3 separate regions of the Mus musculus genome follow, and regions 2 and 3 are each linked to region 1. Evidence: chromatin loops called from intact Hi-C (ENCODE). Cell type or tissue: heart. All regions are shown on one strand. Region 1 overlaps Rbm20 (RNA binding motif protein 20). Region 2 overlaps Gucy2g (guanylate cyclase 2g). Region 3 overlaps Rbm20 (RNA binding motif protein 20).

The links. A loop is a pair of places that touch in the nucleus more often than their neighbours do. Peaks named below come from ENCODE experiments on the same cell type or tissue, not always from the same donor. Only the 100,000 strongest peaks of a DNase experiment are listed, where the experiment ranks them.
Region 2: it touches region 1 in a loop (4-fold over the local background); 4 of 42 quality-filtered maps call a loop at or near these places.
Region 3: a loop joins it to region 1, with 5 times the contacts of the local background. A loop is called at or near these places in 11 of 42 quality-filtered maps.

What each region holds. Positions count from the first base shown.
Region 1 is chr19:53,764,581-53,772,580 of GRCm38, forward strand. All of the region lies in intron 1 of Rbm20 (RNA binding motif protein 20), which reads left to right. It overlaps Gm30890 (a long non-coding RNA gene), which reads right to left. Exons shown (of 2, transcript XR_877920.2): 2 at 5,785-6,370. Among named protein-coding and RNA genes, the nearest start is that of Gm30943, 14 kb to the left of the region's middle. In heart, a CTCF peak has its summit at 4,061 (motif pointing right); no DNase peak of the experiment used is centred here; H3K27ac peaks cover 1,150 bases.
Region 2 is chr19:55,203,750-55,211,749 of GRCm38, forward strand. Gucy2g (guanylate cyclase 2g) reads right to left here. Exons shown (of 21, transcript NM_001081076.3): 15 at 6,463-6,640; 16 at 4,114-4,254; 17 at 2,403-2,595. Among named protein-coding and RNA genes, the nearest start is that of Mir6715, 15 kb to the left of the region's middle. In heart, a CTCF peak has its summit at 3,214 (motif pointing left); no DNase peak of the experiment used is centred here; H3K27me3 peaks cover 1,495 bases.
Region 3 is chr19:53,817,179-53,825,178 of GRCm38, forward strand. Rbm20 (RNA binding motif protein 20) reads left to right here. Exons shown (of 14, transcript NM_001170847.1): 4 at 1-59; 5 at 745-842. Gm16299 (a long non-coding RNA gene) reads right to left here. Exons shown (of 2, transcript XR_877919.3): 1 at 7,914-8,000; 2 at 2,074-4,904. Among named protein-coding and RNA genes, the nearest start is that of Gm16299, 4.0 kb to the right of the region's middle. In heart, CTCF peaks have their summits at 1,515 (motif pointing right), 4,222 (motif pointing left) and 7,765; DNase peaks (open chromatin) are centred at 4,463, 4,713, 6,863 and 7,953; H3K4me3 peaks cover 674 bases; H3K27ac peaks cover 6,320 bases.

The DNA.
Region 1 (8,000 bases):
AGATGTTTGTTGAGAGGCTGCTCCCCTGAGAAGGGTGCAGAAGGAGTCCTGCTTTCTGTGCTGAAACGATCCTTGACAGTCACAGCAAGCTAGAATCGCCCCGGGGTGAAGGATTCTTCTGCCTTGGGCGTGGGGATGAGGAGGGAGGGATGTTTGGATGGAATAAGGTCAACTACACGCCCATTAAGCTCTGCTCATCCTGTGGAGTCTTTCCTATAGGATGCACGTCCAGGGCTTCTGCTGAGTTTAGCCAGAGCTAGATCCTAGGAAGTGAGTGGGTTGTGACAAGAGAGGTATTTCCCTTCCTTGGGGTTGCATCTCTGGCAGTGACTAAACATGACACAGGGCTCTTGTCTGTTTGCTTCCTCATGTGTGTAATACATTCCCTGGAGTAAATTTCTCCTGTACTAAGAGAATCTGGCCTGCTTTCTCTTCCTTCCACTGGATCCTGGCTAATGTACCCCCTAGCCACCATGTTCCCAGGGCAGTTACTTCTGTATTCTAACTTTTTACCCACTTTGTTGTTAGGATGGATGTGCCTCTGGTTCCTCCAACAGCCAGGACCATCCCAAGGGTCATCACAACCAATTCAATGTCAAATCATCAGTGCATACTGAAAGCATAACAAAGTAAAAACAAAATTCTAGGCCTTTAGGCCCAGGCTTGGGAATGTGGTCTTTGTGAAGGTATGCTAATCATAAAACAGATAGCGACATTCCTCCCCGCACCTGCTTCCTGGGTTCAAAGACTGCTCATTCAAAGAAAGTCACCCTGACCATTGCAGGAACCCGCTATGCAAATGTGCTATTGTTAGGGGCTCTTAGAAACTGTCTTGAGAAATAACCCTCACAATTACCAGGTATTCCTCGTGACTCTTGTAACTTTGCACTTCCTTGTGACTCTTAACTGGTATTTTTGGTATTTTCCAACAACGCCCTTCCCACCTCCTTGAGTTGTGGTTTCTTCCTTTAAATACCCCCTTATCCAGCTACTCGGGGCGCCATGGTACTCTACCCCTGTGTGGTGTATGACCATGGGCCCAAGAGCGCTCTTAAATAAAAAATCCTCTTGCAGTTTGCAGCAAGACCGTTTCTTGTGGGTGATTTTGGGGTGTCGCCTCTCCTGAGTCAGAACGTGGGGGAGTCCTCACGTTGTGGGTCTTTCACATACCTTATCCCCTTTCAACATGTTCAGTGATGGACTGATGGATGAAGGATGATAATGTAACTCATCCGGAGAGCAAAGTCAGAGCTTACAACTGTCAGTGTTTACAAAGTAGCCAAGAGTTGCCAAGCCTCAACTCGGAGAGGGGTTCTGAGGGAGGGGTGTCTGGGAGCAGGAAACAAACAGCTCAAAGTCAAATCATGGTGAAGGTGGCGTCCTATGCTCTGTTTGCCACAGCTTTCCAGTCTCTGCTTTCTCTCTGTTTTACTTTCTTTCTCTCTGATCTCCTTTCTCTGGAGATCTCCAGACAGCTCTCTCTCTCTCTCTCTCTCTCTCTCTCTCTCTCTCTCTCTCTCTCTCTCTCTCTCCCTCCGTCCCTCTCTCTCTCTCTCTCTCTCTCTCTCTCTCTCTCTCTCTCTCTCTCTGTTCTGCTGGAGACAGTTCAATTCTCTGGATAGCTCATCTCTTACAGTCTTCTATTTTACATATCAATCCAGTCATTTACTCCAGGTTTCCTTTTGATTATCCTATGATTCAGCATCCGTTGACCCTTGCCCCTTAATCCTTAGGAAACAGCAAGCACACATTTTCTTTTAACATTGAAAAAAAAAATCAGAGATCTGCCTGCCTCTGTAAAGCAAAGACAATAAGCTAGCTGGGTCGGACCCTGTCCCGAAATTACTATTTCTACCACACCTGGATTTATCTAAATTGGCTTGGTCCCAGGCTGACCTTGAACTCAGGAATCTGCCTTCCTTTGAATATTATGATGGGTTTTGTATCTTTCTGACAAGTTGGCTCACAAAGCAGCTGCCTTTGTTCCTTTAGATCCATGAAACCCCTCATAATTCATATTGCATCCTTATATTTTGCATAGTTGAGAAATTATATAATTTTGAACCCATGTTTTAGAGTTCTTTCCCACAGCCTTAAGGGTTGTCCTGAAAGGTCCCAGCATTTAACCTTTTGCTGAGATATTAGCCACACCTTCACATCCAAGAACCATGCTCTCTCTGGTTATCATGGAGTCAGTAATGTTAACAGGGAGGACATTCCTTGAAGGAGGAATGTAAAATATGTACCTTATTGTATAAACAAGCTCTATAGTCCCCCCCCCCCCCCCCGCCCCGCAGCCATTGACTTACTGGTCCTGCCCCAAGGGCAGGAAACATGTCATTCTGTCCCCACTAAGGCCTTAAGGCCTTGCCTCCCTGGTAAAGAGTCACCATGGGGTAAAGTCGATTCCGCCTTGCTTTTAACTTCAGTATAAAATAGTGACAATGAGTCTTTTCTTTCTTCTTCTTTTTCTTTTGAGACAGGGTTTCTCTGTACAGCCCTGGCTGTCCTGGAACTCACTTTGTAGACCAGGCTGGCCTCGAACTCAGAAATCCGCCTGCCTCTGCCTCCCGAGTGCTGGGATTAAAGATGTGCGCAACCACCGCCCAGCTCTGATAATGAGTCTTAAGTGTGTAATCCAACATACAGGCTTTCCATCTTAAATTGGAGGGTGTGTATCAGCTCTAGGCTGCTGCATTCTGAGTTATCCCACAACTCAGTGGTTTAAAACAATGCATTATTTCTCCTGATTCCATGGGCTATAGCTTGAGTAGGTTTCACATGGCCTTGAATAGGCTCACTATTGCCATGTTGGGGAGCAGTTAGCCGGGGTGGAGGGTTGGGGGGCTGCTTATGTCGATGTCTATAGTCTTAGAAGCAGCTGAGACTGAAGGAGCCCCCTTCTCTCTTACTCTCAGAGGCTAGCCTGGGCTTGCTCCAAGACAGCATTGTATGAAGTTGGAGGGGGTTGGGGTGGTCCGCGGCTGAAGCTGAAGGCATGGACGTTAGCTTTATTTTTGTGTCTTCCTTCTCTTCTCTTCTCTTCTCTTCTCTTCTCTTCTCTTCTCTTCTCTTCTCTTCTCTCTCTCTCTCTCTCTCTCTCTCTTCTTTCTTTCTTTCTTTCTTTCTTTCTTTCTTTCTTTCTTTCTTTCTTTCTTTCTTTCTTTCTTCCTTTAACAGATCTTGCCTGAGTTTATTTGTAAGAACAGCATAGGACACTGGTCATCTGCAAATAGTGTGTGGGGAGGTGTGTCACAACAGTCCGTCTGTCTTCACACTGGCAGGAGCCTTTTCTATGGGGCCTTCACAGGGCACCTTTGGGGGTCTGGGCTGGAGTTGAAGCCTGGGCCTTAGCTGGAGCTTTGGCCCCTGCCTTGGTTTGAACCTTAGACTTCGGTTGGCAGAGCCTCTGACCCTTGGCCATGTAGCTTTGAATCCGCCTCCCAAGCTTAGGGTGAGCGATGAAAGCCAGCCACTTGAGTTTAGGGCCTTTTGGCATCTTGGGCTTGATGGCCTGAGGCTTCACCAGGGCCTTGATGGCCTCTGCGCACGCATTCACTGCCTTTGCATTGCTGGCCTGCATCTTCTCCAGGCCTTTCTTGTTGTGCTTCTTGGCAAAGTACATGTTGCCCAGGAACTCGGGGTCAACCTCCTAAGAGATTCGTATCTTTGTGACCAGGGTTTCTTGATGCCATTTCTGTGCCATTTGCGGGACTGGTTGTGTGTGGTGTGGTTCTTGGACTTGGCCGTGTCTGCACGGTAACCCGCGGCTCCTGCAGCGCCTGGGACCGGAAGAACGTGTCTTCCTTTTCAAAACCCAAGTGGGATGCAGGTCCAGATCAAAGCTGGGGAATGTAGATTCCCCTCTTATGGGAAGAGCTTCGAAGCACTTATATTTAACCTTCCAGGCAACCATTACTGTCATTACAAACATTCCCTAGAGCAGCATTCAGTACAGGTGTGTTGAAGTACCACCTCCGCCATAAATTTAAAGGGTGACTCAACTCCTGGAGGTCGAATGGACAGCTGTCTCTGCTTTACTTAATTTTTGTTTTGACCACCAGATGGAGGCATTGTTCAATGTGCCTTGCATCATTCAAGAACAGCACCAAATTCCACCCTCAAACACCCTGAAAGCCATGCAAATCCTGGGTCTCTACCTGGCTGCCTTCTTGTTTTCAGAAAGGAAGAGGCTTGTTGCTCTCTCCCAGGCGCAGCACTGCCTCTCTCCTCCCTCTGGGTGATTCTCCCATCCACCTCTTTAGGTCTTCCTCTTTAGGCCAACTGAAGATGGGCCCGTTTGGCTTCCCTAGGAAATGCCGGAGACCCTCCTCCTTTCCCGCCCACTCCTGCACGAAGTGCTTGCTGGTTCTCCTCCACATTCATTTTGAGCTGGTTTTGTTTATCTTGCACCCTGAACCCACAAGCCAGAAGAAGGGGTGGTTGCACTTCCAAACCCTGAGTGTCTCTAAAGCTCTCTCCTGCTGTGTCTGGTGGCTTGTGGGCTGGAAAAGGGACAAATGTCTCACTCAAGCTCAGACCTCCAGCTTGCAAGTCAAGCATGCCTCTTTTTCAACTTGGTAAGCAAATATTAGGCCTAGGGGAGCAGGGAGGTCTGTGATGTGAAATAGCTATCTTTTTCTCCCATCATTGTAAATAACTTAGAATAACCAAACCTCAGGATTTTTACCTTTTCTTCTAATTGCTAAGACCACTCTTTCCCACCTATATTTATGGTAACATTTGGAAAAGGAATAAATGTTGTTCCTTAAAACAAACAAACAAACAAACAAAAAAACCAAAAAATGGGGTTGAGAGATGGCTCAGTGGTTAAGAACACTTGCTGCTCTTGCTGAGGATCTGTGTTCGGTTCCCAGCACCCACATGATGTGCACAACTATCCATAAGTGCAGCTCTGGGGATCTGATGCCCTTTTCTGGACTCCGAGGGCACTAGATAAGCACGTGGGCACATAAAATAAGATATAAGTAAAATAAGGTTACCACCTTATTATGGTACCTTAAAGACACACACACACACACACATACACACACAGAGAGAGACAGAGACAGAGAGAGAATGAGAGAGAGAGAGAGAGAGAGAGGTGTCATGTGATTTTGCTACAACTATCCCACTGAGTTGGGAACAAAGATTCATTGTAATAAAGCAAGCACTATTGGGCTCACTCATGACCTGAACATTGAAATTATAGCTATTGATTTTATTACTGTGGTATAAATAACTCTACACCATGTTGTCTTTATGACCTGTGCAAGTCTTAGAAACAATAGTGTGTGCACAAAGTAAAGATATCTGATTAAGTCCTAGAGTTTAGTCTACGGTATGTTGTCAATGACAATTTCTTTGTCTCACTGATCTGATGACAGAAATTCTCTCTTACTTAGGAGCTTTCATTCTGAGGCTCCATGGATGCCTAGAACCACTGGCTAATTCTGAGCTCTCATCATGTACATTTTCCTATACATACATACACACATACATGTATATATACTTATGATAAGGTTTTACTTATTTATTATTATTATTATTATTATTATTATTATTATTATTATTATTATTATTATTTGGTATTTCAAGACAGAGTTTTCTCTGTATAGCCCTGGCTGTCCTGGAACTCACTCTGTAGACCAGGCTGGCCTCGAACTCAGAAATCCTCCTGCCTCTGCCTCCCAAGTGCTGGGATTAAAGGTGTGGGCCACCATTGCCCAGCTGATAAAGTTTTACTTAACACATAAGAGATCAATAATAAGTAGAAACAAAATGAAACAGTTATAAAATAAACTATTGAAATTGCCAGCTTCATTAGTCTTGAGTCTTGGGGCATTACTAAGTAAAACAGGCAAACAGTGTGGTAGTCCAGGAGTTGATCTGGCAGTCAAGACTACTAGGCACCTAAGGCAGGAAGTCTATACTGTGTGGAGATGCTGGGTAAAGGATGGTTCACATTGGCGCAGGGCACAGGAGGGTAGCAGGGCATTTCATCATGCCACTCAGAGGTACACATTCAGGTACAGATTCAAAACTAATACAATGTTTCCTCCTGGAGTTTCCCACTTGATGCTTTCAGACCAGAGTTGTGAGGGTTAGCATTCACTATCTTAGAATCACCTGGGAGTTGGACCTTTTGGGCATACTGTGGGGAACTTTCCTGATGGTATTAACTGAGGGAGGAAGACCCATCCTAGGTGTGGGTGGAGCCATTCTCTGGATGTGAGACCTTGGACTATAAGATAAGAAAGTAGCCTCAGCAGCAGCATTCGCTCATCTCATTGTTTCTCGGCTGATGCAGCATGGCCGGTGGCTTCGAGCCGCCTCTGCCTTCCCTTCTCCCAAGAGGCTGTTCTGTGATCTGTGAGAGAAATAAACTTCTAGTTAGGATATATTATCGCCTTAAAACAAATAGAAACTAACCCAAGAGTTGATCGGAGGTAACTAAAGAAGACCACAGAAGGTAATGCCACAGGAGGTAGAGGACCCTCTGCATAAGAGCCACCAGGAAACTGAATGTTAAGGGCAAGTCCCCTTGGTACTGTTCTGGAAAGTTCTGGAGCATCTGTATTTATTTTTGAATAGAAAGTGAGACTTCTTGAAAATGGTCTCTGACTGGCTGTGCATCAACAGGGAGAAGAGAGTTAAGTATTAGTTGAGAAGAAAAATAAACAAACAAATAAAAACCAAAAAAACCCAATTCACACAAAACATCCTTTTCCCCTGTGGTTGGTCTGTCAGCGGCCCTGGCTTCTCAGGCCGCTTCAGATCCTGCTGTCCCCCTGGGCCATGGTGGTGCAGAAACCAGTGCCTAAGGTGAAGAGGTACATGGGGGTGCCCCTTTCCCCCTGGACACAGAGCTCTTTCTGTCCCAGTGTTCAGTCCTCTGCCCTTAAGGGAGCACTTTCATCCTGGGAAGCTTCATGGGAAAGCATTTTTGTTCCTTCCTGTAGATAGGACAACTCACTCCTGGGGGTCAGGGGTCACGGGCTCGCCTGAGGCCTCCACAAAATGATAGGTGGAAGGATAGAGGGAAGGATATTATTTTTACCTTTAACCAAAACTTCATTAGCGTGTGTAATTGTTCTAAATAATAGGCTTCATTATATTTTCATTTGGAGAAGTGTGTAATGTGTGCTTTCATCATATTTACCTCCCTCAACTCCCAGCTGATGGCCGCCCTCTTCTTCTCTACACAGGACTGTTGGTTTTGTTTTTTTTTTTTTTTTTTTTTTTTTTGTTTTTGGAGACAGAGTCTCTCTGTATAGTCATGGTTGCCCTGGAACTCACTCTGTAGACCAGGCTGGCCTTGAACTCAGAAATCCGCCTGCCTCTGCCTCCCAAGTGCTGGGATTAAAGGCATGTGCCACCACTGCCTGGCTTCTTGTTGGTTCTTGAATACACCAAGAAAAGCAACTTTTGCGGGAGAAGCAGCACTCATTTTACCTTTACCTGTTTAAACTCTTTAAGCTGTAATCTCACATGCTCACATTTTCCAACCTGACCTTCTAAAACACCGCTCTGAACATTTTCAATGGTGTGCAGTGGCTGAGGCAGAGAGATGAAATGTTCCCTTGTGAGTGTTGGAGAAAGTGGAGCCAGCTTTGTTTTTCCATCAGAGAGCGGACAATGGGGAGCAGGGAATTAGTGGTTCTGAGGTCTGAAGGCATTTCCTGAGATTGATCCACCAACAGGAGACTCTGCTATGTTTTGCCAACCAAGAGCGTGAGAAGTTTTCAGCTGCAAGGCAAGTCAAAGCTGAAAAACATGAGTGTTCCTTGTGTCAGGCGGGTTGGTATTACCTGGGGGTGGGGGTGGGGACTCTGAAGGCTTAGCCAGTGGTGGTGCTTAAAACAGCAGGCACCCAGCAGCCGAAGAGTGACCACAGACAGCAAGTCTTCTGTGTGCCAAGACCATCTCTAAGAAGGAAGGTTGCCAAGGACCAGCTCACTCAGAGGCAACGTCAGGAAGGATGTGCTAGGCTTGGTTAG
Region 2 (8,000 bases), 1.4 Mb after region 1:
GTATCGAGTAGAACCCAAAGATGATATGGAAAGGCACTATATTAGTCAGGCAGTGGGAACACTGCCCATGGCAACACTTATCTTCTGCTGACCCAAAAATTACAAAAGTCCATTACTCAACAAGTCTAACTTGGCTCAAGACCACTTTTCCTTTCCTGAGAACAACCTTCATAACTAAAAACCCGATGTGATAGCCACTCGTGCCAAGGGCCCCTGGGAGAGAGAGCTAGGAGAAAAGTTCCAGGCGACACTGTTCTAGGCAGAACAGGAGTGGAGATGAGCTCTTAAAGGCACACTGTGCCATCCTTTCTCCCTTAAAAACTTGTCATTTGTGGAGAATACTAGGGGATGCCCGCTGAGTGTCTGTCACTCAGGGACACAGCCCCACTATCTTCTAAATCTTGTCAGCCCCAAGGCATAGGTAGAGGGAGAGGGATAGGCATGGGGTTATGAGTAAGTTGTGTACAGTTGGGAACAGTTGAAGCTGCCTAGAAGGTATGTAGAGGCACACAGTACACATACTACTCCCCTATCCATGGTCTGACCCTCCCCACAAAGAAGTCTTACAACCCAGGGAACAGCATCAACAACACTACACACACAAAGTCTCGTCATCACCACTTGTCCTCTGTGGGACCTTGAAAGACACCTTGGTTCCTTGTTGAGCTAAGGCTTAAAACCCTGGAGATCTTGAAGGGATGGTAGGCGTTTTGCCTGTTGCCATGCACCAGGCCTGTCACTAGCCACAGCCCCCCATAGATTTGTGGTCATCAGGCACATAAGGGCAATGCTCCAAGCCCCTCTACAGGTAGAGGATGTAACCTGTGGTCATGTAGACTCAAGACAGGTCTCCATTTTAATGAGGTACCAAGAGGTCTGGAGGGCTTAGCTAATAAGCTTTGTGCCCACATTTCTCCCTGCCAAAGGTATTTAACATCAGGCCCACCCTGAGAAGGGAGGGGGGGACACAGTCTTACTCATCCACTTTCCACCATGACAATAAATGTCTCAAAATCATGGACTACCTCTTTTCATCAGGATCTACTGTGGGGAGCCATGGAGAAAGCTTTCACCTATAGACCCACCATCTAATCTTCCATAGAAGGCCTCTCTATGTTCCCAGCCACAACCAAGGCAAGCTCAAGCCTGCTGCTGCCATCAAGCCAAGAACTCCCACCATGGGACCACTCCTCCCTCTTTCCCCCTCCCCCAAGCCCTGGGCTAGATCCAGCCCACTCCACTCTCAGCTCTTCTGCAGCTCCCAACAGTGCCTAGGTGTCCAAGAGCCTGAGAACCAAACGGCCCCTGGCCTCATTGCAGGCCTGGGACCCCCAGACTGAGCTTCCCCACCCCCAAACCCTGGAGCAGTGTCCTGGGGCTTCCCAATGGCCTAGCACCCACCCAGTGACAGTGGTGGGTAAGGGTGGTCTAACTTCCTGCATCCTGCCTCCCCGAGCAGCTGAGCCCTGTGGCAGAGCAGACATGGGACACATAACCCTACACTCTTCCATCTCCTTCTCACTCTGGGGGACCATGTCTATATGGCCCCTTTGTGTAACACTGTACAGGCCATATCTGCTATCTCCCACTTAGCCTGGATCATACCAACAAAAATGAGATCCACAAATCTAAAGGTAGCAGCTTTGAGCTTCCCAGGATCTGAAAGACATACACTCAGTACTGGCCACTGCCTCCTTTCAAACATCTTTTCTGCGAGATTAAAATAATGGGCTGGGCGTGGTGGCGAACGCCTTTAATCCCAGCATTTGGGAGGCAGAGGCAGGTGGATTTCTAAATTCGAGGCCAGCCTGGTCTACAGAGTGAGTTCCAGGACAGCCAGGGCTACACAGAGAAACCCTGTCTCGAAAAAAACCAGAGAGAGAGAGAGAGAGAGAGAGAGAGAGAGAGAGAGAGATTAAAATAATGGGCAAAGAACGGATATTCATAGCAATGCAGTGCGAGTGTGGAGGACAGAGGAAACCTCAGTTGTCATTCCTTAGCCACTGTGCACCTTGGTGTTTGAGGCAGACTCTCTCACTGGCCTGTGAATGAAGATGCTTGGCCGTCAGATCCCAGCACTCTGCCTCACTCTGCCTCCGTGGGGCTGAGAATTTAGCACCACGAAGCCCTGCTTATTCCTACATGGATTCTGATGATCAAATTCAAGTCTTTCAGTTTGCGAGGCAATCACTTTACTGACTGAGTCATCTGCAGCCGCCACCCAGTGACTCCGGACAAGCGTGCACATTTGTGGCTAATCAAGACCCTTCCGGAGAAGATGGACAGAAATCAAGCATCGGGGTTCTGCCATGGATTGAGACGAGCTGAGAGGTGGTCTGTCCTCAGCCTGGAGACAGCAGATGGGGAGTCTGTGCATCACAGCCCAGGGCACCTCGGCTCACCTTGTATACATCATGGCTCTGTATCGTGTGGTCAAACAAGCTGTACAGGTCGTTGAGGAGCTTCACCACTTGCAGGGGGGAGCTGAGGGAACACAGCTTTGTGAACCCCACGATGTCAGAGAAGAAGATGGTGACAGACTCAAAGTGTTCCGGTTCTACAGACTTTCCGGCTATTAGCTGTTCTCCCACGAAGCTGAAATCAGAGAAAGGGTAGATGGGTCTTAACAAACTCATGCTTGTTTCCGCTTCCAAGGCTCTTGGCAGAGCCGACCCTCTGCAGCCCCTTCGGCTTTGGTGAGCTAGGTTTTTACTTATTAAATTTGCCATATAGAGGGACTTAATGACACGCATTTATTCACTTGGTGTTTTCTCTACAGAGATTTTTAAGTGGTGGCTGTAATCCGCAGGAAAGGGTGGAAATCGGGGACAGGTCACAGCCCATAGGTTGAGAACTACTGCTCTAGAAAGGTATGGGCCATTAATCTCAGCACTCAGGAGACAGAGGCAGGTGGATCTCTGTGAGTTCAAAGACAAACTTGTCAACACAGTCAGCTCCAGGGCAGCCATGGTTACATATTGAGACCCTATCTCAAAATAAAGAAAATAAATAAATATTCCCCTCTTCCACTCTTCTGGTGACATGCAAATGCACAAACATTTCAAAAGTAAATGCTTCCATCTGGAGGTCAGAGGATGCATAGGTGGAAAGAGAAACAACGTTGAAGCTTTTTTTTTTTTTTTTTTTAGTTGATGCCACAGGCACATTCTGAGCTAGACAAAGGAGACATGAAGCTAGCCTGCCATCTAGTGGCTATATCCTGTTACTGCATTCACCACTTTCCACATAAACCACACTTGAATTTTCTGTGGTTTGTTTGCCTGTGTTTTCATTAATAAGGTGAATCGACTTGCCAACTTTTGCACATACATACGTACATACACACATACATACATATACATACATACGTACGCATATGCATATATATGTATGTATATATATATATATATATATATATATATATATCCCTTCCTCAGTCCCTCCCTCCATCTCTCTCCCCCTCCCCCCCCCCTTCTCTCCCTGCTTGGCCCCCTTTTACAAAGCTTGATATCCTCTTAGAAAAAGAACAATGGAAATATGTTGCGTTAATTTTTTTTATATAAACCCATTGCACATTATCGCGGGTTACAATGTGCATTGCTATTGATATGCGGGTGAGGGCAGGCAAAGATAAGGCTAGAAGCCTCTGATTGGGCAGTGGGAAAAGAAGGCGGGCTGAGAGTTTTAGAGATGAGACAGAGAGGGACAGAAGAACAGAGAAGATCACAGGTAGCTATGAATGTCATAGGAAAGATGGATTAATATACAGGACAATTTGTCCAGTCTAGGTTGGCTCTCAGTTCATTGTGTGGGCATTTCGTGGGTTGAGAATTTACTGATATAAATCTGACTGATAAATTACAAGCCTCTAGAGTTTTACTGGGTTACAGGGATTTATGACAGCTAGCCACAGTGGTTGGATGACAGAAAACTGTGCAAACTGCGGGAATGAACCGCGGGAATGGAGCCGGAGAGTAGCAGGCGATAGCAAGGATTGCTTATTTTTTAATTATTACACACAACAGAAATATTTTTCCTGCTCAGAGACACTAAGACAGGGCAGCTTATCATCCTCGGGTTGTTTTTGGCCTGCCCAACACTGCTCCTAAATACCTTGGCAACATGGTAGACAGGAGTTTCTCCACCTTTCTTTTCTCTGCCACCAACTCGCGGGTCCGCTCCTCTACCACTTCCTCCAGGTGATTGGCGTACGTTTCCAGCTTCCCCATCATGCTATCCAGGATGCTCACGTGGCTTTAAAAGAACGCACGTGTTAGCGTGCTCTCCCAGGAACCATCGGACCACAGTGAACACACAACTCCTAAATACCTATCCCACAGAGACATTTCTTGCCTTAGTTAGGGTGTGCTACTGAGGACTGCCCGTGGCAGTAGCGAGTCCCCGGCCCTGAGCTGAAGCGGCGCCCTTGGTTCCTCTGGGCCTCAGTTTACTCCTCTGAAAAATGTACCTTGTGTGCGGTTTTCTTAGGATTTCTGGGCGCGAACGTGTATAAACTGCCTAGGGGTGAGTCTGGCGGCCAGCAGACATTCAACAGTGGACTTGGATGACTCGTCTTCACTTCCCAGCATGCTCCTTGCCATGGTCACAACGAAGCCAAAAGGTACAGACTGCAAACTGGGACATTTCTCAGACTGCCCAGCATGGATCTGCGGGACTGCATTCCAGAAATGCCCCCCATGAAGTTGCTTATGCTGCTCACCTTTTAGATGAGAAGACTAAGACTCAGGTAGGAAATACGTTTGTCTTAATGTTGGGATCATATTGTCTGAGTAAAAAGTCAAGGACATATCTACCAATCCAAGATACATTATGTTAGTTGGCAAAGTATACATATATTGAAACATTATATTTTTATACCATTAGTACCGATATTTCATGTACATTAAGATAATATAAAAATCAGCAATTAAAAAACTATTGTGACCTGGAGAAGAACACAGGCTTGTTATGTTAACCATGCCAAGTTAACAATTTTCTTTTAATTTCTTAAAAGATTTATTTATTTATTTATTTATTTTATGTTTATGAGTACACTGTAGCTCTCTTCGGACATACCAGAAGAGGGCATCAGATGCCATTAGATGGTTGTGAGCCACCGCTTGGTCCTGGGTATTGAATTCAGGACCTCTGGAAGAGCAGCCAGTGCTCTTTCCCACCGAGCCATCTCTCCAGCCCCACAATACCAAGATAAATGAACAAATTAGAAGTAAACACTTTCGAGCCAGGGTTCTTTCTGCCTCCTCAAGTTAAAGTTAAACATTTAATGTGTATTAAATATTATAGCCTCCAGTTCAGGAGTAGTGACGCGCACCTTTAATGCCAGCACTGGGGAGGTAAAAGCTGCCATGAGTCTAGGTCAAGCTTGGTCTACATAGGGAGGTCCTAGGGAGTTCCAAGCCAGACAGAGCTACGTAGTAAGAATGTGTCTCAAAAAAAAAAAAAAAAAAAGGAAAAAAGAAAAAAGATACTATCATGGGGGTGGAGAGATGGCTTGGTGGTTAACAGTGCTTTCTACTTGGTTGCCAGCATCCAAAAAGGCAGCTTACAACTGACTGTAAGTCCAGTTCCCGGGAATCTGACACCAACTTCTGGCATCTACTGACACACATACACATAAATAACTACTGTTTTAGATGGTACTATCAGCCTGATATGTAAGATGCTGGTACTGTAAAGGGGATTTGAGAGGTAGGTTCGATAACCAACTGCAAGGTTGGGGTTAGCCCAGTGGTAAGCCCTTGCCGAACACACACGAGGCCCTGGATTTGACCCTCACTCAGCTCTGTAGAAGAAAACAATTCAGTGATAATCTGGAGTTGGTACGTGACTTTTATCATATTGTCCAACACCAAATCAGTAGTTAGGATCCTTAGAATAAGAATTTGAAAAATATACTAAGGCAGTGTCAAAATGGCCTGGGGAAAAGCCTTGACTGATGAGAGATGTCTGAATGGGCCCATGGCATTGCTAATGTCTGTTCCTCGTTCACAAAATGGACAGAACACTTGAGCACTCCACCTGAGCCAGCGTGTAGAACTTTGCATATGGTGGACTTTAAGTGGAAATATGATGACGGGAGAGAAGAGAGAGGAGGGGGGAAGATGGAGAAGAGCCACGAGAGGAGGAGAGAGAGAAGGAGGCAGGGAAGGAAAGGAATGGAACAGAAGGGAAGGGGGTGGGAGGAAGGGAAGTAGGGGGGGGGAGAAGAGTCATACAAACTGTTACAACAACATAAATGAACACTGAGTGCATCTGACTAAATAAAGGGAGCTGGTGTGAAAGGGGGTGTGCACATGATCTGGTAATTAGGTCTAGAAAAGCAAAATTATAGTCTGGGTGTGGCTGAGAGTTTTGGAGAGGGTTGAATAGGCGACATGATTTTTTTTCCAATTCCCAATGGCTACATTGGAGAAGGAATAATCTACTGCACATTTAACTTACCCTCTGGGACTGGCTTCTCGTAACGTCTTCTTGATGGAAGGGAAGATGGGCCTTAGCTCTGGAGATTCATCCCAGCACTCCCTCACTAGGGCCACAATCCTTCCATCACCTTTATCCTCCAACAGGGACGGCCGAAGCGGAACGGGTGCCCGGGGGTCTTTGATGCGGCTGATGATTTCTGAAACCCATGAGGGGTTTGGATAAGCAAGCTAGTCTGATCACTCAAGACACAACTGTCTAAATAGTGACGGCATCCTCCAGCTTAAAAGCAAAGTCAAAATAAGCAATATATTTGAATTTCAGGATGATCTAGAGGTGCACAGGTGTTCTAGATCCTTCTAGAAAAGTAAAGAGTCCAGTGGAAATGTAGACACGACCTCTGACCCATCAGTTTCCAAACTGAGGCTTTTTAAAGCAGACCCCTTCTGAGTGACCTCACAAATCTAGAGGCATGTGGTGCTGAGTCTCCAAAGTGTGCGTCATGCAACTTTGTATCCCATGCTTCATAAAAGTGGCTTTAATGAATAAAAGGCTACTGTCTCCCTGTCTGTCCAGTTTTGTAAACCTGCTTCCTTTCCCTTCCCTGTCCAGCTTCCAGCAGCATTTGTTAAGGATTTCATTCCCACCTTTTAAAAAAGAAAATATTTTGAGAGTAATGCATACATATCTTAACATAAAAATACTATGTTGCAGAATATAAATGAACAACAAATGCATGCTACTAAGCAGAGAGCGCCCTGGAAGAGTGTGTGTGTGTGTGCATGTGCGTGTCTGCATGAGCTGGCAATGAGGTCGAGAAAACCAAACTCTAGTCTGGATATGGCTGAGAGCTTTGGAGATGGTTGAGTAGGTACATGGGAACCTTGTACCTACTTGGGTACATGCTGTTTGACAGTGTGATGACAGACAGACACACAGGCACTGTTGGGTAACAGTTGCATTTAAGAAATTAAAAAAATTGCTTTAAAAAATATATGTGAATCAGGACATGAGAGAAGCTGGAAATGGGATTTGGGACAAAAGGGAAGAGTCTAATGGTGCCATGTGTATGTGACTTTGCTAAAACTAGGGCAGGAGAAAGTGGGGTGCCTCCACAGTGCCTGAAATAAGGCAAGACGACAAAAGGAGCTACTGGCAATTCTGCCACTCAGAGATACTATGTTGCCTATGGTGCAGTTACTCCTCCGAGGTCCTCTTGAGAGACTGACTCAGTTCCATGAGAAATGCTGCCTTGATGGTTAAGACGGAGAGCTATAGATGGTGATGAGGTCAAGTTGGCCATGTCATTATGAACTCATGCTTAGCTTAACAGAGATGCAGGTGCATGCCTGTATCTTATATGTCCAAGAATGGGTTATTATACACATCTACCTACCACCTACCAAAGAGAGGCTAGAAACAACAATACCCAGGTAGAAAAAGCATGTGTACTGTCCTCGTATCACTATCTAAAGAAAGAAGCCAGGGCTGCTAGAGAATGGCCTGCTTCTTGTACTGAGTAGGGGGTGTGTAGTACTGTGTAGGGGTGTGTAGTACTG
Region 3 (8,000 bases), 53 kb after region 1:
GGGGACACTGTCTGCCTCTGCTAACAGCACAGCTGTTTATAACCCCACTGGAAACGAGGGTGAGTGGAGGGGGCCCTCAGATGGCAGCTGGGAGCAGAATGCAGGCCTCAGGTTTATGTTCTACCTCGGAGACCAGTTCTCTCCTGATAGGAGCCTCCTGAGCGCATGCAGGCAGCAGGTCCCAACACCGACAAAGTTCTCTGGGGTGTTTTAGACCCTCCCTGTGCTGGTTACAGTGAGCACAAGGCACAATCATACAAACACTAAAAATTATAGCGAGAAAAAATATACAGTGTTCTTGTCCCACGTGTCTGAATCCTGTGTGTGTGTGCATGTGTGCATGCATGTGTCTGTGTGAATGTGCACAAATGCATCTGTGTGTGTGTGTGTGTGTGTGTGTGTGTGTGTGTGCATGTGTGCATGCGTGTACATGTTGAGACACGGCCTCTTGTTGGGTTGGTCCCCAGCTCATGGGTTGGGCTAGGGCGACTGACCAGTGAGCCTCAGAGGTACTCCTATCCCTGACTCCCCAACACTGGAATTGCAAGCAAGTGCTACCACACCTGCTACTTCCTGTGAGTTCTCCAGACTGAATTCAGGTCCTCAGGCTTGCAAGGCAAGCATCGACCAGTCAGTCAAGCCACCTCCCCAAGTCATGAATTTTGAAGGTCAGGTTTGTGACTAGGTTGTTCTTCTTTTTCTTCTTGTTTTTTTTTTTTTAACCTGTTATTGTTCATCATTCAGATTATACCTCAAATCTTGGAACATCATATGCAGCCATTCCAACGAGGGCCTTTGCTCAGTCAAACCCCGTGTTTCCTTCAGCTTCCTCTGGGACAAGTGTGAGTACGAAAGCTTTTGCCTCCGTTTTCCTCATTGTCCCCAAAGTGTTCACATCATCTACACCTCTGCCGAGAGATGGATGCAGAGAAGGTTGGGTTGAAGCTGGGCCGTTGGGTCGTTCAAATAGTATCCCTAGACAGAGGCCAGGGGGTGCTTTATCTATCTTACTAGGACTGAAATACAGAAGAGATGCTCAGTGTTCCTTTACTACTGTCTGTCTGTTGCGAGAGGTCTCTCTGTGTGACCCCGCTTGGCCTGGTACTTACTGTGTAATCTAAGTTGGCCTCAACCTCATGTCAGTTCTGCCTGAGCCTCCCGAATGCTGGAATTATACCATGATAAGTGTTGAGCTTTCTGCAATAAGATCCTAAAATCAAAGATACTTACTATCTAGCATTTCACAGTGCTGGAGTGGGGGAGCCACATGCTGTTATATTTTTAAAGTTCTTAATTAAAAAAAGTATTGCTTTGTGTGGTCGTGCACACCTTTAATCCTAGCATTTGGGACCCTACAGCAGGCCTGTCCCTATGAGTGCAAAGCTAGCCTGATCTACACAGTGAGCTCCAAGTCAGCTAGAGCTGCACAGTGAAACCCTGTCTTAGCATGTCCTATCTCAAACTCTTTATGTATATGTCTGTCTGTGCCAGTGTAAGACATGTGCGTGAGAAGCGCCCACAGAGGCCAGCAGGAGGCATCAGGTGAGCTGCCTGCTATCAGTGCTGGGAACCAAACCCAGGTCCTCTGGAAGAGCCAGAAGTGCTCTTAGCCACGGGGCCATCCATCTCTTTAGCCCTTAAAATAATTTTTAATATTTTATTGCCATGGAGCCCTTTGGCTGAGAGTGTGATTCTAAAACTAGAACCAAAGAATGAAAGTGACAAGTATCCCCGGGATCCTGACTGGGTTAGTTAACTGTGTGTGAAGGGCGAGGGGTGCGGCTGGAATTATGTGTGTGTCCAGAGGCCAGCTTCTGGGAGTCAGTGCTCACCTTCTCCCTCCCTTGTTTCTGCTGCCGTGCACTCTGGGCTAGCTAGCCTGTGAGCTTCAGTCATCTCCTGTCTCTACCTCCCTTCCTGACTGAAGAGAGCTAGGAGGCAGATGCAGGCTGCCACACCAGCTTTTTGTGTGTATTCCAAGGACCAACCTTGGGTTGTCACCACAGTGTTGCTAGCTGAGACATCTCCCTGGATGTGGCACTGGGTCTCATTTTCTGTCCTTCATTCATTTTCTCTGTGATAAGCACTTTAATACTTGAAAGACCTAAGGGTTCGGCTTCCTTTTTCTGTAGTTCTGACATCCTCTCTCAGCTTCTCATGTTTTTTTTTTTTGTTATTGCCCTCACGCCTGCCATCAAAACAAATGCCCCTGGTCGAGCCCTGTCAGAGACGCCTGGTGAGCGGCTCAGCTGTGGCCTCCTTCCCCTCTCCTCTCACACGCTCTGCTGGGAAGGTCTCCACGTGCTGCCCTCTCCATGTCTGTATATCCATGGTGCTGAGTAGGAAAGAGTGCTTATCTGGAAGTTCATATTTCAGTTAAAGTTAGTTTTGTGGTTTCTACCATGTACTCTTATCTAGGCTGGGAGGAGGCTGGCCTGGGTGACAAGCAGTCTGGGGTCAGAGCCTTCACCCTGATGTCTCCTTGAGCTTTGGGTGTAAAATGAGAGCTGGTATCACTTGAGCCCCTTTGGGGGCAATTAGAAAAGGCTGTGAGAGCCACGGGCAGGGCAGTTCTGAGTTTGTCCCACACATCATTTCTGCCCTCCAGCGTTGACCACTGAGCCTGTGGCCTTGGAATCAGAGATCTAAATTCAGGTCTGAGTGCTGGAGCTGAGAGCTGTGTGGGTCACAGATGGGTCATTTGACTTCTCTAAAACCCCATTCCTTTATGGACGGACATATGGATAGTAACTTTCCACATGATGAGTTTGAGAGGTAGGAGAAATTCTAGGTTTTCAGATGAGTTGTAACCTCTTTGTACTATGCCTTACATCTTGCCATGTTACACATGGCCTCCTAGCCTGGTGCCCAGGCCAGAGGATGAGGCCATCCCACAGCTTGTGATAGACCACCGAGTGTCTATCACCTACACGGATGATGTCTGTGACAACGCTTTGCACACGGTCCTAACTAGTTACGACCCACGGAACTAACGACGGTTGTTACTGGGTAATAAATCTTTCTACCACTGTGTGCTAGCTGTGACTCTGCCCAGGCTTCTGTGCCAACGTTGTCCTTATACTGGTCTGCTTGTCGTATCTGCTTCTCTTTGGGTGACCTGAGGTTCCCATGGAGGCCCCGTACAAGCCAGGCAAACTCTAGCCATGTGATGAAGAGCAGGGGTGATGGCTCTGACATTCTGTGCTAACTCAAACGAATCTCTGAGGACCACTTCTCCTAAATGGCTAGAGGTGGGAAGCTTATACAACACTATGCTTCTACATAGACAGCTGGTAGGACATGGAGATCCCAGATGCCACAGACTATAGCTAACATGTCTGTTGTGTTTACCTTTCTACAACATATGGGCTCATTTAGTCTTCCAGACAGCCCCATACATAGGTACTATTATTACCTTATTGTATAGTTGAGAAACTGGGGCCAAGAGAGACTTGGTACCTCTCCTGAGGTAACAGTGCTGGAAAATGGAGGTGGTTTAAGGTTGAAGCAACCTGGATCTGGGAGCCCCACACCGTGCCCTAGAGCCACAGAGCTCTGCCTCCAGGTTCTCAGAGGTCTTCTCCTTACAATGACTCTTTGCCTTAGTAAATTTCTCTTCTTTCTTCCTACACTTCACCCCTAAGCTCCTCAGGAGGAGGAGGAAGAGGAGGAGAGGAGGAGGAAGAGTGAGCCAACGTTAGATGTGACAGGGACCTACCTAGCCGTGGGCAGCCATAGAACAAGGGAAAGATTCCAGGACTGCGGGACCCTCGGGTTCTTCTGCACTGAAGCACAGCTCCTAAGATGGACACAGGCATCCCGAGTGCTTCTTGCAGATCCCACGGGAGGGGAGAAGCTTCATTTGACTGGTTGTATCATTGCAAGCTTTATGACGTCATGCTGGCCACGTGAACCTCCTCGAGGATACGTGGGGGGTCAGGGACTCCCACCAGGTCCAACATTACCAGTGTGCTATTATTCAGTGGAGTTCTTCTGTCTAGTTCTGGAGACCAGTTGGCCTGTTCTGACGAGGGGAATCGAAGGCAGGCAGTTTCTCTCTCTGGGAAACCTGAAATGTAAAAATGCTGACACTAGAAGACAAGGTGAGCCTGCTGAGGAGCTGAACCTGCGGAGGAGCTGAGCTGCCATTGAAAACTATTTCACAGGCTCTGTGAAGGCTCCGGGCAGCCCCTCAGAGCAGTCATGGACTTCTGCCCCCTGCTGACAGAGACCTCCAAAGACAATGGGCTATGACGCATTTCTCTCTGAAGTCATGCCTTGGGCTTGTACCGGGGTCTTTTCTTTCTGAGTCCATTGACGCAAGTCTTTCCAGGAACATACTCTGTTGAGCAAGACCAGTAACCAAGACTCTGTCCCAGCGGGAGCACTATTGTTTGTGGACCACCACCAGCAAAAACCCATTGCTACTCTGAAAGCTCCCTTTCTACGCAGGAGGACAAAGCAACACAGGGGCTGGAGGAGGGAGAGTGCAAAACATACCCAAAGTGCCACAAAATCTAAAACTGCCACAGAAGCCGGCTGCTGCAGCAGCAGCTGGGCTAAATCTGAACTGGCCTTGGCTCCGCTTGAGTCTCTCTTTCCCATGTTTATTTTGATAGAGATGGGGCCTTGGAGAGACAGTTGCACACTATGTTTGCTAGTGGCCTGTGATTTGTGTGTCCCCAGCCCCTGTCACTCTCTCTCTTCAGGGTCTCCAGGGATGGGTGTTGCTTTTCACTTAGGCTGAGCTATTTGACAGAGCCATGGCTTCTCCTTGGCTGTCTGAGTCGTCATAAACAGAGTAATCAGGTTTCTACAAGGGCCGTCCAGACTCCTCGGGCTGTAAACTGGCTTCTCACACCCGCTGAAGACATATTTTCTCTGGGTGTAGCTGTAAGGCCATCCTGTAGGGTTCACAGTTGTAGACATCATTTTAATTTTGCTTTCTTACCAACACCCTCTATCCCAGCGCCCATAAATCAGGAAACTGAGGCTGAGGAAAGCAGTTTGCAGACGGCCACAGGCGTGGGTTGTCGCTCAGACTGCCAGCGTTTCTTGAACGTTTATCTGTCCTGTCAGCCCTTCTGAATCCATGGCTCAGAGCATGGCTGTCCCCTTACATCTCTGCGCATGAGGATCTGTGTGGCCCACACTAACTGTCGCCTTCCTGTTTCTATCCTAGCTCTGTCATTGCTCCTGTCCTCTCAGCCCAGGCCACCAGCCTGCATTTTCAAAGACTGATAGAAAAAAGACAGGAGAACTGAGTGGGCTTTATTTTCTGAATCTTCAATTTTCCTTTTAATAAATCTTCAATATTTTTTTCTTATTACAAAAGTAATATACCATGATGTAGAAAGAATTCTAACACACACACACATACACATATATATGATATATATATGCATATATATACATACATATATCCTACTTTGTAGGGAAAACTGATGGATAAAGTAATACACCATGATGTAGAAAGAATTCTAACACACACACACATATATATGATATATATATGCATATATATATATATATATATATATATATATATATATACATACATACATATATCCTACTTTGTAGAGAAAACTGATGGCAACCTAAATTTGCTACAACTTATATCTGCAGAATGTTCAACAAGAAAAGGTACTTTAAATGTCAGATCATGGTACACATTATATTTTACCATCTTTATTTTCTTCTTTAAAAAAAATCTATATTTGACTTGTTTCCCTTTTTCAGGTGTATGGGCATTTTTCTTTCCTGCACGTGTAATTGTGTACCACATGCATACCCAGTGACCACATGAGGCCAGGAAAAGTTGGATCCCCTGTAACAGCAGACAGCTGTGAGCTGCCATACTGATGCTGGGAACTGAACCAGGTTCTCTGCAGGAATGGCCTGGGCTCTGAACCACTAAGCAATTTCTTCAGCCTTGTCTTATTTTCTTTCTGAGATAGGGTCTCACTACGTAGCTTTGGCTGGCCTGGAATTCACTATATAGACCGGAAAGATCCACCTGCCTCTGCCACCTGAGTGCTGGGCTTAAAAGCCTGTGATACCACACTCAGCCAGGCCTCCAGTTTTAACATTCTATGATTCTAAAGTTTACGGTGATAAAGTAGCTCAGAACAGCAGCAACTTAATAGCCACACACAAATGCTTGGCACAGGTAGAAGTGATTTACTCTTAAGTTAAACCTAGTATGCTCGATAAACTGTTTGAGAAAATTGATACAAACACCATCTGTGTCCACCCTCTACGTTAATTCAAGATACATAGCGCTGGAGTCCACACTTGGTTCTATCTGCATGTTCTGTTCAGATTCACCATTGTGAAGAATAAACATTTGACCTCTCTCTCTCTCTCATTATGTGCCCTTAGCACACACACAACTGGCAGATTCCCAGACACTCTGCCATATGAGATGAGGACGCCCACAGACATCCAGTTGGAGCCCCAAAACTGTTTACTGAAGGTGTCTGTAGCTGCAGGAAACACTTCTAGAGACTCCTCTTACCTAAAGGCCTGCTGCCCTGAGCCACGTCCTTAGTATATTTCTGAGGTATTTGAAAAGAATCTCTTTGTGCTCAGACCCAGAGCCTGTTTCTACCTGCACCAAAGGGCACTGAAAGGTCTCAGAACCTTCAGAGACGAGTCTGTTTGCTCTTTTCACGTTTCCACCCAGCTATAAAAGACTTGTGGGTAAGCTGAGAAGTCTGGGATCCAGCCTAAGAACCATTAGGCAAAGGAGTAGCCCCAGCACGCTAGAATACACAGCCTGAGCCACTGATCCCACACGGGGCATCTGAGGTTAAGGCCTCCCCTAGCTGGGAAAGGGTGATTGTCCTTTGAGCTTGGTAATTAGGGCTTCGGTTACAGCCCTGACACCTTAGCTCTTTTAGGGATCTGACCTTGGGCTGGAAAGTCTCAAGAGCACCTGTCACATGTGTGTCTCCTAGGAGCTCAGCAGCAGAGCTTAGAGGTGGGTGTGAACTGAGCCCATCGGCACCTCACAGACAAAACTCAGGCTAGTGAGAGACAAGCATTTCCCTAAGATCCGTCTGTTTCTACTACAGAACTCCTCTTAAAAGTTTGATGCTTTTTAATATATTTCAAACTAACAAAAAAAAAAAAAAAAAAAGCCATGAGGGACTCTTGTATGGCCAGGACTTAACTATATCTTTCTCTCTGGCCATTTATCTCACACTTCTTTTCTGTGTCTCACAGTCTGTCTGTCTCTGTCTGTCTGGTGGCCATTTTCTTCCCTGAGTTATCATTTAAGAATATCTTGAAGACACCGTTCATTTCGATTTCCTAAGAATATAGATATTCTCTCATATCATTCCAGCAATATTTATCTTTTCTCAATCTAAGATCATCCTTCCATAGCAGGAGCAAGTGAGGAGACAAACGTTCATTTAGGTCGGGCATTATAGCAAAGTACATAATGTGCGGCGTGCCATTTCATCTTCTCAGTAAGTCTGTGCAGTCAATTTTATTCTCCTGGATTTATAGACAAGCAAACTCGGTCCTAGGAAAACCCAGTAAGTGGCTCACAGCGAGTTGCAGGGGTATAGATATAGGTTCTCCCACTATCTTGCTCCTGGTGCCTGGTTTCAATTAAGCATGTTCTAGGCATAAAAATATCCTCTAGAGAGGCTCTGGAAACGTGTGTCTTCAGTGCATCTGAATGTATCATCTCAGCCTTTTCTGACACCACGGCAGCTGTCACTCTTAGAGCACAGCCGTATCTGCGACACCGTGAGGAAGACATCAGCAACAGCATCATGCCAAAAAGTGAACTGGGCTGTAAACAGGAATGACTAAACAGCTGATTACAGGGAGCCTAGGGACGCGCCATTCATTCACCCGTACACTGGCCACACGGGGTGGAAAGACCCAGGTTTCCCTACCTTCGGTGGATCTTGCGCAGTTCCTGCTACCCATAATGCAGTGGTTGCCTTATCCTCAGTTTGACTTTGCGCAGTTCCTGATACCCA